Linked DNA regions of Homo sapiens: all the other regions are linked to region 5. A link is a contact called in ENCODE Hi-C or POLR2A ChIA-PET data. All regions are on one chromosome and are shown on one strand. The core of a region is the stretch at or near the end of the contact, and the rest is flanking DNA. Distances in the headings are between cores, read along the strand shown.

Region 1 (2,700 bases), core at 95-2,594, 200 kb before region 5:
AGAAGCTAGATACAGAGTGTGGATTGGTGCATTCACAAACCCTGAGCTAGACACAGGGTGCTGATTGGTGTGTTTACAAACCTTGAGCTAGATACAGAGTGCCGATTGGTGTATTTACAATCCCTGAGCTAGACATAAAGGTTCTCCTAGTCCCCACCAGACTCAGGAGCCCAGCTGGCTTCACCCAGTGGATCCCTCACTGGGGCCACAGGTGGAGCTGCCTCCCAGTCCGGTTCCGTGCGCCCGCACTTCTCAGCCCTTGGGTGGTCGATGGGACTGGGTGCCCTGGAGCAGGGGGCGGCGCTGGTCGGGGAGGCTCGGGCCGCACAGGAGCCCATGGAGGGGGAGGGAGGCTCAGGCATGGCGAGCTGCAGGTTCCGAGCCCTGCCCCACGGGAAGGCAGCTAAGGCCCAGCGAGAAATTGAGCACAGCAGCTGCTGGCCCAGGTGCTAAGCCCCTCACTGCCCCGGGCCGGCGGGGCCGGCAGGCCGCTCCGATTGTGGGGCCCGCCGAGCCCACGCCCACCCGGAACTCGCGCTGGCCCGCAAGCGCCGCGCGCAGCCCCGCTTCCCGCCAGCGCCTCTCCCTCCACACCTCTCTGCAAGCTGAGGGAGCCGGCTCCGGCCTTGGCCAGCCCAGAAAGGGGCTCCCACAGTGCAGCGGGGGGCTGAAGGGCTCCTCAAGCGCAGCCAGAGTGGGCGCCGAGAGCGAGCGAGGGCTGTGAGGGCTGGGGGCACGCTGTCACCTCTCAAAAGCAAACCCAAATCACGACCCCACAGCTGCTCCTTACGCACGCACGTCGTATGCACACCCACACACACACAGGCGCGTGAACTCATGTGCACACACAGGCACACACACACACCTGTACTGGTGCTCTGGGCAGGCTGGAGAGTGAAACAGTTGCTCCTTGCCCAGGTTGTGGAGCCATTATGGCTGGGTCCCTGTGAGAGGTGAGGTTGGCCCGAAGTCCCTTTCCCGCACCCCCCTCCCCGTTCCCTCCATCCCCACCCCCATCCAGATCCCTTTGGACTCATCCAGAGAATGGGAGCGATGGAGGGAGGAGCTGTGGACGCTCTCAGCCAGGGCAGAGAGCTTGCGGGACAGGCTGTGCGCTAAAGCCAGGGGGTCTGGGGCAGCAGAGAGGATGGCGAATTGGTGCAGGGCGAAGGAATCTGAAAGAGGGCTGTGCGGTCCGCAGAGAGCGAGGCTTGGGAGCCCGACCCAAAGCGTGCCCTCCAGGGTGCAGCACCGACGGGTGCCGCGGCGTTTGCAGGCGGGGAGAAGGCGGCGGGAAGTACTGGACTAGCTGCGGGCAGGGGCCGGCTGAGGCGCGCGCCCGCGTGCTAGGGGCCCCGGGGGAGGGCGGCGGGGACGCGGCGCTACTCCCCTCTGCCACCCGGCGGCCGCAGACAGCGCTGCGCCGGCCTCGCGTTTTTCGTTTTCCGCCAGACCCGGCCTCGTAACTGAGAGCATCTGGCTGAAGCCGTTGCTCTCCTTCTCTTTCCCCTGGGCCTCCTTCTCTCCCCACTAGCCGGTCCAAGGAGCGAGGGCACAGGTGCACAGAGCAGTCCAGAGGGAGACAAGGGGGGCGGTCAGAAGCTAAGAGTACCTGAGGTGGCATAGGCCTGTCGAGGACGGAACTCACCCCAGCCTGACCTGATTTCTCCTGCAGCCCCTGGGCGGGGGGTCCAGGTGACATCTATATACGAATCACCCCCCTCATCCTGGCTGGCTTCCCTTGACCCAGGAAACTGCCCTGAAATTCCCTCCCCAGCCCCAGTCCCTCTCCTCCCTTCCCTTCTGAACACAACAGCACAGACCTTATCCAAACCCTGCCTCCTCCTCCAGGAAGCCTTCCAGCCACAGAAGAGGCATGTGGGACTCGGTAGGGGTGTGGGAAGAGGAGTGGGTGGGAAACGGGTGGAGCCATGTGTGGCAGCTAAGGAGGGCACCCCCACACCCGCCCCCTGGGACACTCTCACAGACTCCGTGCATTCCGTGGGGGAATAAGAGGTGGCAAGGACAAGAACAAAAGGATCTGGGAGGACATCGGGCCAGGTGATGATGGGCTGATGGAGAAATTACCAAGGCGGGGGCGCTAGTCTGGGGAGCTCCTCACCACCTCCAACAGAGGGGTCCTCTCTTCCCCCACCCCAAGCGGCATAGCTCAACAGAAACGGAGCAAGGCAAAGGAGACCAGCACGCATGGAAGGCAATCCATACACACTTGTTAACTAAGGCAGGGGGTTAATGGGAAGACACTGGCCTGAGCACAAGGAGATAAGGTTTTAGTCATATCTCTGGCCCCCAAGAAGGGGGTCCCCATGTGAACTTGAAAAAGTCCCTTTGTCTCTTTGGTCTCCAGGTTCCTCATCCATGAAGTCAGGGGTTTGCGTTAGAAGCAGGATGGCAAATGGTGCTGCCTGGAGCACATTCGGAAGGATTGTGAGGTGGGAAAGAATCTGTGATCAGTTAGCAATATCGGCCTTGGGCAGAGGAACGGACAGTGCAGGGAGGCATGCCGAGTGTTTGTGAAGTCTAGGAATCATCTCCCAAGCCCCTTCCATTCCAATGCTCCAGGAGTTGATGAAACACTGCAAGAACAGTGCGGAACTAGGGCAGGAGCTGGAGATGCCATGAGAGACTCGGAGGAAACTCCAGACTGACGGCATGCAAAGGCTTGCCTCTGTCGTTAAG
Region 2 (2,700 bases), core at 166-2,665, 240 kb after region 5:
CTACTCAAAACTTCATGACAGTCCAGCAAGCTTGTCCAACCCACAGCCTGTGGGCCCCGTGCAGCCCAGGACGGCTTTGAACGCGGCCCAAAACAAATTCGTAAATTGTCTTAAAACATTATGAGTTCTTGGTTGGGCATGGTGGCTCACGCCTGTAATCCCAGCACTTTGGGAGGCCGAGGCAGGTGGATCACCTGAGGTCAGGAGTTTGAGACCAGCCTGACCAACATGGAGAAACCTCGTCTCTACTAAAAATGCAAAATTAACCAGGCCTGGTGGCGCATGCCTGTAATCCCAGCTACTCAGGAGACTGAGGCAGGAGAATCACTTGAACCTGGGAGGCAGAGGTTGTGGTGAGCCGAGATCGTGCCGTTGCACTCCAGCCTCGGCGACAAGAGCAAAACTCAAAAAAAAAAAAAAAATATATATATATATATATATATATATGAAGTTTCTTTGCGATTTTTTAAAAGTGTATCAGCCATTGTTAGTGTTGCTGTATTTTATGTGTGGGGCAAGACAATTCTTCCAATGTGGCCCAGGGAAACAAAACAATTGGACACCCTGGATGATGAAAAAGAGCACTCTTCAGCCCCTGCTGTCACCAAAGCCCCACCTCAGTTCTTGCCCTTAGGTAACGCCAAGATAGCAAAATGGAATTTTACCAAACCGCTCTTAGGTTCCTTCCCCAGGAGACCAGAAATGCCCTGGGGACTGCCTGCCTTTGAGGCAAATTTTTTTTCCTTTTTAAAGAAAGTGGTAAACATCTGAAAATAGAGTTTTTGAAAGAAAGTGACTCTTCAGTTGTAATTATAGCAGAGAGGGTCATTGCTTTCTATCAGCAAGAAAGCTGCTTCTATTTTTTTTTATTCTCTTTTTCTTGGTTTTTTGTTTTGTTTTGTTTTGTTTTGTTTTTTGAGACGGAGTCTCGCTGAGTTGCCCAGGCTGGAGTGCAGTGGTGTGATCTCGGCTCACTGCAAGCTCCATCTCCCGGGTTCAAGCGATTCTCCTGCCTCAGCCTCCCGAGTAGCTGGGACTGCAGGCTCCGGCCACCACGCCTGGCTAATTTTTTTTGTATTTTTAGCACAGACGGAGTTTCACCATGTTGACAGGCTGGTCTCGAACTCCTGGCCTCAGGTGATCTGCCCGCCTCGGCCCCCCAAAATGCTGGGATCACAGGCGTGAGCCACCGCTCCCCGCCGCTGCTTCTAAATACAGCCTGTATAATGCAAATCCCCAAAGAGGGCCAGCCTCTGGCCCCATTCAGCTTCCTCCCTCAGAGGCTGGGTGCGTGCGCCCTGGGCGGGGCGGCGGGCTCCCTCCGGAGAGGCCCCAGCCCGGCCTCGTGCCCCTCCCCAGCAGGCTTCCGGCCCTGCGCACAGACCCAAATGGCGCGGGAGGAGGAAGAAGGGGTCAGCTTCAAGCCTGACGTTCTAGGGGGGAGCCGCTTCTTAAGTACGTGCTAGGATCAAGGGTGCATTTGCAAACTTTTCAAAATGCCTTAGAGGAGGTAGGAGTCAAGCCCTTGGGATCTGGAGGGGAAGGAGGAGAGTCAGTTAAACCGCAGAAAGGTTGGTGGGGAGTGGGCTCAGTAATGGCCCCTGTCACAGCCTCGGGCCGGGACTCGCCAGCTCATTTTCTATTTCTAACTCAATGCCAGGCACTGAGCACTGTGCTCAACCTAGTAATTTGGAGACGGAGGTGGATATGCATATAACAGAACAGGATGCTCTCCGGACAAACGTTCTGAAGGAAAAGCAAACGGAAGATCCTCCCGCCTCTGCTGGGCAGTCTCTAATGACCCCTGGGGTATGTTCCAGACATGCGTGGGCATCTGCGAATTTACTCACCTGAGAGCTGCCTCTACCTTTTTTTGTTAAATTTTTATTTATTTATTTATTTATTTTGAGACGGAGTCTCCCTCTGTCACCAGGCGGGAGTGCAGTGGCGTGATCTCTGCTCAATGCAACCTCCGCCTCCCGGGCTCAAGCGATTCTGCTGCCTCAGCCTCCCGAGTAGCTGGGAGTACAGGCGCGCGCCACCACGCCCAGCTAATTTTTATATTTTTAGTACAGACGGGGTTTCACCATGTTGGCCAGGATGGTTTCTATCTCTTGACCTCGTGATCCGCCTGCCTCGGCCTCCAAAGTGCTGGGATTACAGGCGTGAGCCACCGCGCCTGGCCTGCCTCTACCTCTGATCCCTGGGATCAGAAATGAGAAATGCAAAGATTGTCCCTGTGTTATGTGTGTACTGTTTGTAATTGTAATTCACAATCCCCTTTCTTGCTCCTCACCCCATATTCAATTAAGAGAGAAAGGTGAAAAACACAAAGCACAAAATGTTTCCAGGAAACTATCTGAAACTCCTGGAAGGCTAGATTTAGGTATAAACAGAGTAGAACTCCAGATTTCTGCAATGCTCCTTAGGGGCTGAGCTTCCTGCATGCCCTTGACAATTAGAGGAGTTTTTTTTAATACTTCAAAATTATTCCAGAAAGGCATGCAGATGAGAAGATAACCAGGTTATGAGGAAGCCCAAGGTATTTGGTAAGGATGCTCAAGTTTTGGGGAAGGTCAGCTGAAATAGCAATTTGTGGGTGGACTATTAGCAGGGAGTTGACTGGAGAATTAATCAGACGTTGAAGGGACATGGGGGACCCGGGAGGATGAAGTCTGAACTCGGGCTCAGGATATGGAA
Region 3 (2,700 bases), core at 163-2,662, 180 kb after region 5:
GAAGGGGTGGCAGGGGGTGGCAGGGGTGAGTACACGGGCAGCACGGAGGTCTTCCCAACCTCTATGGAAGGTATTGCCATTTGTAAGTTTTAACAGAGCTGGTTGGCTTTTGTTGTTACATTAATCTGAGAGCCATTGCTTCACAGAGGACGTGAGGCTCGCAGTGTGCTTAGGGGGTGCGCCTCATCCTTTCCTCGCTAAATGCGGGGCCGACTCGGGCCTGCCTTTCACTGCGGGTGCTGGGCGGGATCAGGGTGTCCCCGCCTGCTCCAGAGTGTCCACACGGTGGCGCGCGCGGTCCAGAGACGTGACTTGGGCGCCGCGGCTGCCGGGGGGCGTTTCCACCCCGAGGAACCCACGCGCAGGACGGGATTAATGGGAAACCTGGACCCCTCCGAGGCCCAGGACGGGAGCCTCGCCCGCAAGTCTGGATGGGCCGAACTAAAACCCACCAAACGCGTGCGTCAAGCCAGAGTTCGAGAATCAACCGAAGCTGAAATGGAGCCAGCGTGGGGTGGGGGGACCCAGAAGGGAGGGGCCTCCAGCACAACCTGCAGCCGAGGGGACGGCGGGCAGAAGGGCCGGCAGTGAGGCCCTGGCGAAGGTGCCTGGAAAGGGGTCCTCTCATTGCAGCATCTTTAAAAGCAGGGACCGGGCTTTTCTAATCCTCGTGGGCCAGTTTAGGTGCAGCCCTGCTCTGCGGCAGAGGGATGGATGGAATGACCTGAGGGCCCTCCCTTCTAGCGGGAGGAGAGGATCAGATAAAGTCCTAAATCCTGCAGGGGGTCATCCTTTTCGCCCACAGCCCAGGGACTGGGAGCAACTCCACAGGGGTCAGGGTGACAGAGGAGTGGGGAGCGCAGCAGGGTGGCCCCCGCTCCCGCTCAGAGGAGCTGGCCCTTTAAGGCCAGGCCCAGGCGGGTCGGGAACAGAGACCCGGGAATGTGGGCTGGACTGGGGAGCAGAGCCACCCAGCATGAGTCATTCCCGTTTCGCCGGACTCTTCGCCGCTGGCTCTCGCTTGCCGCCCTCCCCTGGCCCTGGCCCTGGCCTCTGCGCCCTCCCTGCAGAGCTGGTCCGGGTGGGCTGGCGGCCTCCACCCGCCACAAGCGCACAGGGCTCTGCCCACTCCCCGCCCCTTTTCTGCTGATCCTCGAGGAGCAGGGGACCGGTGGGCTAGGACTGCTGGTTGCTGGGCCCAGCTCTGCCTCTGGGCTTGGAACTTTGGTGCTGAGTTTCCACATCTATAAAACTGGAGGAAAATCCCATCTCTGGAGGGCAGAGGCCATGGACAGCAGAACGACACTTTGCTCCTTCACAGAAGGAAGGACAGAATCCAAGCGGTTCCCATTTTCCCAGGCTGAGATCCCTCTCTCAATGAGGCTGGCTCTCGGTATCTTCCTCAGGTCTCATTCTGCCCCGCCCCACTTGCCCCTCCCCTGCCACTCAAGGGCGGCAGGACACTGACCCAAGACTCATAGCTTTGGGCTCCCAGAGTCCCTGTTCAAGGCGCGGTTGCCTGTGGGAAAGGCTGCCCATCAAAATCTGGCCAACCAATGACACCTGGACAGACGGGGAGTTTGGGGCGGCATGAAGCTGGAGCGCGGCCAGTGCAGGGAAGGTGGGAGTAGATCCAGAGTTTGATCTGGACGCCCTTGGGCATCTGGGCAACAAGAGGACGTGGGTTTGATGATTGGCATGGGATGAGGCAGGGGGGTGGGGGACACCAGAGACCCAGCGGTTTGCCCCATTCCTGGGCCTGCCTGGCAGACGTGGGTTTGGTGATTGGCATGGGATGAGGCAGGGGGGTGGGGGACACCACAGACCCAGCGGTTTGCCCCATTCCTGGGCCTGCCCGGCACAGTCATTACCCTCCCTCTTCCGCGCCCTCCTCTCTCGTTCCAGCTCAGACTTCCCTGTCACCTAGGCCTCTTGCCAAGTCCCAGCTCCTAAGGCTGGTGCGATTCCATCCCTTGAAGTCAAGGATTGCTTCATTGTTCTGCCAGACAGCCCTTTATCCCTTAATCCTTGTTGGCCTATATTTTTGTTTATTTACAGGACTTAGGTTGGATAGGAAAGGAATGCCTTTTTTAACAGAAAAGTAAACATGTTTTTCATTGTTTATCGACTTTATGGTCAGTGGGGACCATAAGCTCCAACAGATCATTCTGCTCTTTCTTGGAAACAAGATTACAGGGCTGTTCTCCCAGAGGGCCATGGAGGTTGGGTAAACCCCAGAGTGGTAAGTAACTGCCCTACCAAAAAGCCATGGAGCCCGCAGATCAGTGTGTTTAGGCCCTGGGGCCTGTGGCAGGCAGTGTGTGTCCCAAGGGAAGTATAGGCATGGTGAGGGGAGTTGTAGCAGCCCAGAGGGCATCACCAAAGGCACCTTGACCACATTCCAGCCCTGCTTTAATGAGTGAGCAATCCGGGCCGGGAGCACTGGACGCCTTTTCTTATCATCTGCGAGGTCGAAGGGACTGGAACACAGGCTTCCTTGGGTCCTTCCTAGCACGGAGTAATCTAGGGATGGGAAAGCCGGCTCTGAGCGGAGAATCCCGGGGGCTGAGGACATCGCTGAGAGGCCGCTGCAGGGCATGGGTGACCTTCCCATGAGTCGTTCCTGCCAGCCCTGAGAACACCCACGTGGGAGCTTCCTGTGTGCCAGCGCACAGTCAGGGCTACACACTAGCAGGCCCA
Region 4 (2,700 bases), core at 20-2,519, 160 kb after region 5:
TGAGACTTCCAGCAGAGCCAGGGCTGAGCCCGCCATGCACCGGGTGCCAATGCACACCTCCCTTCCTCCTGCAGGTTCAGCTTTCAGGAGTACATCAAGATTGACCAGCCTGAGAAGCAGGGGCTGGAGCAGCCAGGTACAGAGTGACAGCTGAGGCTTCCAGGTCAGGCTGAGAGGGGCGACCATGGTCTGTTTCCAGGGGATGTTCAGACCGTGCCAGCCCCGCCCCTGAGGAGCTCAAGATCCAAATCACGTGACCTCTCCCTTCACACCCAAGGGAGTGGAGAGCATGACTCCTGCCTTTTCCATATCCAGGCACATGTGGAAAATGACACTATTTTTAGCAGCATGCTGGGGTCAGCTGGAGGAGAGTGAGAGCCCGGGGGAGGTTACTTGGACTGCTGGAGGGGCTTGCTGTCCCTGGCGCACCATTTGGGAGGTTCTGGTTTAGAGAAGCACTGTCTTCTGGGGCCTTTCTTGGGGGATTAGGGCGTGGCTGGGACCATCTGCTGGGTCCCTCAGGTGCTATGCACCTGCCGGGCATGTGATGCCGTTTATCTCACTCAGTCTTCACAAACCCATGAGAGATGCAGTATTATTCCCTTTATGCAGATGAAGAAACTGGGGTTAATTGAGGTTGAGTACCTTGCCCAGGGTCACACAGTAAGCGATAGAACCTGGATTCAACCCCAGTCTGGAGCCCCATGGTGCGTCACACGTATGATCATCCTCTGTCTTGTATGTCTTGTTTGGAAAGGGTTGGAAACTCTTGACATGAGGAATGGTTGTTATTAATAGCAGGTTTTGAGGAAAACCTTCTAGAAGAGTCCCAGTATGGGGAAGTGGCAGAGGAGACCCCTGCCTCCAACAACCAGAATGCCAGGATGCTTGAGGGAAGACAGACACCTGCCTCCACCCTGGAGCAAGATGCCACTGACTACCGCCTCCGAAGCCTGCGGAAACTCCTGGCTCAGCCCCGGGAGGGCCTGCTGGCCCCCTTCTCCAAGCGGAACTCCACAGCGTCCTTCCCAGGGAGGACCAGCCACATTCCAGTGCAGCAGCCAGAGAAGAGGAAGCAAAAACCCAGCCCTGAGCCCAGCCAAGATTCACCTCATTCCGACAAGTGGCCTCCTGGGCACCCTGTGAAGAACCTGCCTCAGATGAGGGGGCCCAGGCCCAGGCCCGCTGGTGACAGCCCCAGGAAGACTCAGTGGCTGAACCAGGTGGAGTCGTACATCGCAGAGCAGAGACGGGGTGACAGGATGCGGCCTCAGGCCCCTGGAAGGGGCTGGCATGGGGAGGAGGAAGTGGTGGCGGCCGCAGGCCAGGAAGGACAAGTGGAGGGAGAGGAAGAGGGGGAAGAAGAGGAGGAGGAAGAGGATATGAGTGAGGTGTTCGAGTACGTACCTGTGTTTGACCCGGTAGTAAACTGGGACCAGACCTTCAGTGCCCGGAATCTCGACTTCCAAGCCCTGAGGACTGACTGGATCGATCTGAGCTGTAACACATCTGGCAACCTGCTGCTTCCAGAGCAGGAAGCTCTGGAGGTCACGCGAGTCTTCTTGAAGAAGCTCAACCAGAGGAGCCGGGGGTAAGGTAAAGGGCTCTCCTGGGGCCAGGGACTGGGGCACGTGGCAGCCAGCTGGCCTGGAAGGCAGGGGCCTAAGGGCTGGTAGTGGGTTCCCCCAGCCGCGGAAATAGCTGGAACTTTGCCCCCGACTCAGGCTCCTGGGAAGGACAAGTGCCCGGGGCCCCTGTCCCTGGAGAGGATCTTGACCAGGCAGGTGTTTGTCCCGCCATTAGGCAAGGTTCTGAAATCCCTGGGTGCCTGGCCCAGTACGTGTGTTGAGGACTGGAAGGACTCAGTAGATGAGGTCCCCTCCTCCGAGGAAAGAGCTAGTAAATAGACAAACAGGCAAAACAGAGGCTAGAAAAATACAAATTAAGACCCTGCATGTGGGCTGGAAGGGTTAGGGCGTGATGCATGACTGGAGTTCTTTGTGTTTTCATTCATCCATTCATTCAACCAGTCAACATTTTTTACGATAAAATTTATATAACATTAAAATCACCATTTTAAGGTGTACCTTTCAGTGGTTTTAAAAGTATATTTACAGGCTGGGCGCGGTGGCTCACGCCTGTAATCCCAGCACTTTGGGAGGCCGAGGCGGGCGGATCACGAGGTCAGGAGATCGAGACCATCCTGGCTAACACGGTGAAACCCCGTCTCTACTAAAAATACAAAAAATTAGCCAGGCATAGTGGCGGGCGCCTGTAGTCCCAGCTACTCGGGAGGCTGAGGCAGGAGAATGGCGTGAACCCGGGAGGCGGAGCTTGCAGTGAGCTGAGATTGCGCCACTGCACTCCAGCCTGGGCGACAGAGCAAGACTCCGTCTCAAAAAAAAAAAAAAAAAAAAAAAAAAAAGTATATTTACAGTGTTGTGCAAGCATCACCATTGTCAAATTCCAGAACGTTTTCATCATCTTTGAAACAAATTATACTGGCCAGACGCAGTGGCTCACGCCTCTAATCCCAACACTTTGGGAGACCGGGGTAGGTGGATCACTTGAGGTCAGGAGTTTGAGACCAGCTTGACCAACACAGTGAAACCCCATCTCTAATAAAAATACAAAAATTAGCAGGGCTTGATGGCATGCACCTGTATCCCCAGCTACTTGGGAGGCTGAAGCAGGAGAATC
Region 5 (2,700 bases), core at 1-2,500:
TTTAAACAAGCATCCAGTTGACCCTGGTGCAAGTGGTCCAGCAACATCATTTAAAAAGCACTGGTCTAATGAGTAAAGAAAAACACCTTTGACCTTGAGTAATCACTCAACCTCTTGGGGCATTAATCCCCTCCACACAAGGGATAGTATCTGTTTTCCTTACCTCAAAGGTGAGATTATAATTAACCTTATAGGCAAACCTAGTTATCTGCAATAACTGTGATTCTAAAATCGTTGATCTTGAGTTCCCTACGTCAAGAGATTTCAACATTTCCTTCCACCTCCACTATAAACCAATTTTTCCTAAACCTCTAAATTTTAGAATTATTGCTGCTCCTTCTCTTTCCCCGCTAAGACTTTTTCACTGCGGCAATAATTAGTCTGGAGTTCTTGTCTAGTAATACCATCCGGTGAGACTAGAGCTCAGATAACCTTTTCAGAAACCCTAGCCCTGAGATGAGGCCTGCAAATATTTGATCCAACCAGGTCTTGAATAAAGAGATAGCCGACTATCAAACCATAATGAGGATACGTGAGGGAAGAATACGTCACGTCATAATACTGTACTTTAAACACCATATCGGCTAACGAAAGGCTTTAGGCCCACGGCTGAGAGAAAAGTATCAGTTCCCAAGTTCTAGGCGGAAGAGGCCCAAGAGACACCACTTTCTCGCTTTCAGACGTGTCTACATAAGACCACAAAAGAAACCGAGGCAAAAACATCCAGAAACAGGCTCCAGTTGTCTCAAAAGAGAGTACATATGAAACGAGACAAGGATCAGAAAAGTAAAGCTAAACCCAGTGTACGGACTCCCCCATTCTTCCTTCTCCCCCTCTCTCTTCACAGACTGAGGTACCTTGGGCGGCCGAATTTTGCAGATGCCGGTTTTCTCCGCCAAAGGCCGGATGCGGCCGATAAAGCTGAGCGGATCTGTGAACTCCTCCCAACTCGGCTCAAAGACGGGGCACTCTGGCGGTGGCACGAACTCCGCCGCGTAGCCCCCCGGCCCCACGCCCGCCATTGCAACGGCCGGGGGGGGGGGGGGGTCCCCGTGGGGAACCGGTGGAGAAAAGCTGGCTGAAGCCCACTAAGCCCGTTCAAGTCCCCTGACAGAGGCCGAAGCGCATCTTCGCGGACAAGAACCGTTCAACACAGAAACCCCAGAATCGCTTCCTCCTCCCGTTTGTTATTGTTTCTTGCAAGGCTTTTCCACTGAGGTTCAGGACTTTTCCGGAAGTTACCGTGCTGTCAAATCCCTCCGCCCCCTGCAGGAAACGGAATCCTTCCGCAGCTGCACGACGCCTGTGTGTCTGGCCTTTCCTTCTTCTTCTCTTCCCCGGCAGCACAGTGTGGCTGTTTGTCTCCTTGCCCGCCAAAGTTCTGCCCAGTCCAACGACTCCACGCAGCTCGCCCTTGGTAAGGGGTCGGGGAGGGGCACAAGCTCTTCTTTACTAGAGGTACGGATTGAGGGAAGCCGACGGGGCGAGGCGGGGCGAGGCGCAACGAGGCGGGGCGAGGCGCGACGCGACGTGACGCTTTCTTCCGGCGCGGAGGAATGTGTAATGCCCCAGAGGGCAGAGGTTGTGCTTCCGGTGAGGAGGGTCCCTTTCCCTTTTGTGTATCAGTGCACTCGAAAACACGCCGGGCTTAATCTTAAGCACCGCGCCTCACCGCCCGTGCTTCGTAATTTGTTTTAACCTACCCTGCTGCGTTTATAGCAAGTAGCCTTTCCAGCATTTCTCTTTTTTTAGCCCTTTGAATGCAGATATTTTACAGTAATCTCACTCTGCCACTTTATACCCGCCTCTTCTCCATCAAAACAAGTGCAGGTCTAACCCATCCCCTAAATCCTGCCAGCTGGCTTTAGCCACCATCCATGAATTGCTTTTCCTTTTACACAGGACGCAGCAGCTCTCCTGAATTACCAGCCAGTATCGTCTAGCTACCTGCAGGACATCTCACTTTGATAACTCAAAGTACTTTAATTGTTCACTGTTTCTTCAGTGTTCCTGGTTTCCATTAATGACTTCATCTATTCAGTTGCCTGAGCAAAAAAAAAAAAAAAAAAAAAAAATCAAGAAATAATCCTAATTCTTTCTGCTCTCACTTCCCATGTATAATCGTGTGTCTCTCCATCCCCGTTACCAGTATCCTAATTTAAATACTCTTACTGACAACAGCTGATTTCTCCTCTCAAATCCCTCTCCATCCACACGTTGGATTGCTTTGTCTAAAATCCAGAATTCATCTTGTCACTTTTCATCTCCAAACTCAACAACTCCAAACATCTTTTTTAATTGCTGATTTGCTGCTTTGCTCTCCAGCTTCATCTCTCCTGCTTCTCCATATGATCTACAGAAGTTTTTGTGGTGACTTTAGTACACCATGATTTTTCTCACCTCTGAGTAACAAATCAGGGGACTTTGAATAACGCAGATTGCCCTCCATAATGTGAGTAGGCCTTATCCAATCAACTGAAGGCCTGAATAGAACAAAAGACTGACCTTCCATGAGCAAGAAGGAATTTTGCCAGTAGATGGCTCTCAGACTTGAACTGTAGCATCACCTTTTCCCTGGCCTCCAGCCTGCCAACCCACCCTGCAGATTTTGGACTTGGAAGCTCTATAATCAAGTGAGTCAAGTCCTTAAAATAAATATCTTTATAAACACACACACACACACACACACACATCTTATTG

What was found. Hi-C counts contacts between places; a loop is a spot of excess contacts on that map. ChIA-PET counts read pairs that join two places held with the same protein, here RNA polymerase II (POLR2A). Pooled maps may share reads with other maps.
Region 1: a pooled map shows a loop between it and region 5 (3-fold over the local background). The contact joins the enhancer-like site here to the promoter of KDM5A in region 5. A Hi-C loop is called at or near these places in 1 of 50 pooled maps. POLR2A ChIA-PET finds 5 or more read pairs at or near these places in 2 of 52 experiments (BJ and SK-N-SH).
Region 2: a pooled map shows a loop between it and region 5 (4-fold over the local background). The contact joins the promoter of NINJ2-AS1 here to the promoter of KDM5A in region 5. A Hi-C loop is called at or near these places in 1 of 168 maps with a recorded cell type or tissue (sigmoid colon), 1 of 37 single-sample maps with no recorded cell type and 6 of 50 pooled maps. POLR2A ChIA-PET finds 5 or more read pairs at or near these places in 2 of 52 experiments (both T-cell).
Region 3: a pooled map shows a loop between it and region 5 (4-fold over the local background). The contact joins the enhancer-like site here to the promoter of KDM5A in region 5. A Hi-C loop is called at or near these places in 7 of 50 pooled maps. POLR2A ChIA-PET finds 5 or more read pairs at or near these places in 3 of 52 experiments (CD4-positive, alpha-beta T cell, CD8-positive, alpha-beta memory T cell and HepG2).
Region 4: a pooled map shows a loop between it and region 5 (6-fold over the local background). The contact joins the enhancer-like site here to the promoter of KDM5A in region 5. A Hi-C loop is called at or near these places in 8 of 50 pooled maps. POLR2A ChIA-PET finds 5 or more read pairs at or near these places in 6 of 52 experiments (BJ, CD4-positive, alpha-beta T cell, CD8-positive, alpha-beta memory T cell and 3 more).

What each region holds. Positions count from the first base shown.
Region 1 is chr12:187,872-190,571 of GRCh38, forward strand. It overlaps SLC6A12 (solute carrier family 6 member 12), which reads right to left. Exons shown (of 16, transcript NM_001122848.3): 16 at 2,210-2,700. Among named protein-coding and RNA genes, the nearest start is that of IQSEC3-AS1, 6.8 kb to the left of the region's middle. RefSeq lists a silencer at 1,267-1,506. Within about 2 kb of position 1,345, at least 2 of the 41 ENCODE cell types and tissues checked have a DNase peak (open chromatin) inside an H3K27ac peak, as active enhancers do.
Region 2 is chr12:629,476-632,175 of GRCh38, forward strand. It overlaps NINJ2-AS1 (NINJ2 antisense RNA 1), which reads left to right and starts at 1,416. Exons shown (of 5, transcript NR_122124.1): 1 at 1,416-1,510. The region is part of intron 1 of NINJ2 (ninjurin 2); the gene reads right to left. RefSeq lists silencers at 1,202-1,281, 1,342-1,441.
Region 3 is chr12:569,644-572,343 of GRCh38, forward strand. All of the region lies in intron 1 of NINJ2 (ninjurin 2), which reads right to left. Among named protein-coding and RNA genes, the nearest start is that of NINJ2-AS1, 60 kb to the right of the region's middle. RefSeq lists an enhancer at 2,490-2,700. Within about 2 kb of position 1,413, at least 31 of the 41 ENCODE cell types and tissues checked have a DNase peak (open chromatin) inside an H3K27ac peak, as active enhancers do.
Region 4 is chr12:552,393-555,092 of GRCh38, forward strand. B4GALNT3 (beta-1,4-N-acetyl-galactosaminyltransferase 3) reads left to right here. Exons shown (of 20, transcript NM_173593.4): 13 at 75-136; 14 at 802-1,591. Among named protein-coding and RNA genes, the nearest start is that of NINJ2-AS1, 77 kb to the right of the region's middle. Within about 2 kb of position 1,270, at least 6 of the 41 ENCODE cell types and tissues checked have a DNase peak (open chromatin) inside an H3K27ac peak, as active enhancers do.
Region 5 is chr12:388,070-390,769 of GRCh38, forward strand. KDM5A (lysine demethylase 5A) reads right to left here and starts at 1,251. Exons shown (of 28, transcript NM_001042603.3): 1 at 858-1,251. The coding sequence starts at 1,022. LOC105369594 (a long non-coding RNA gene) reads right to left here. Exons shown (of 4, transcript XR_007063149.1): 4 at 1,964-2,700. It also overlaps a transcript of CCDC77 not described here. RefSeq lists an enhancer at 1,414-1,708.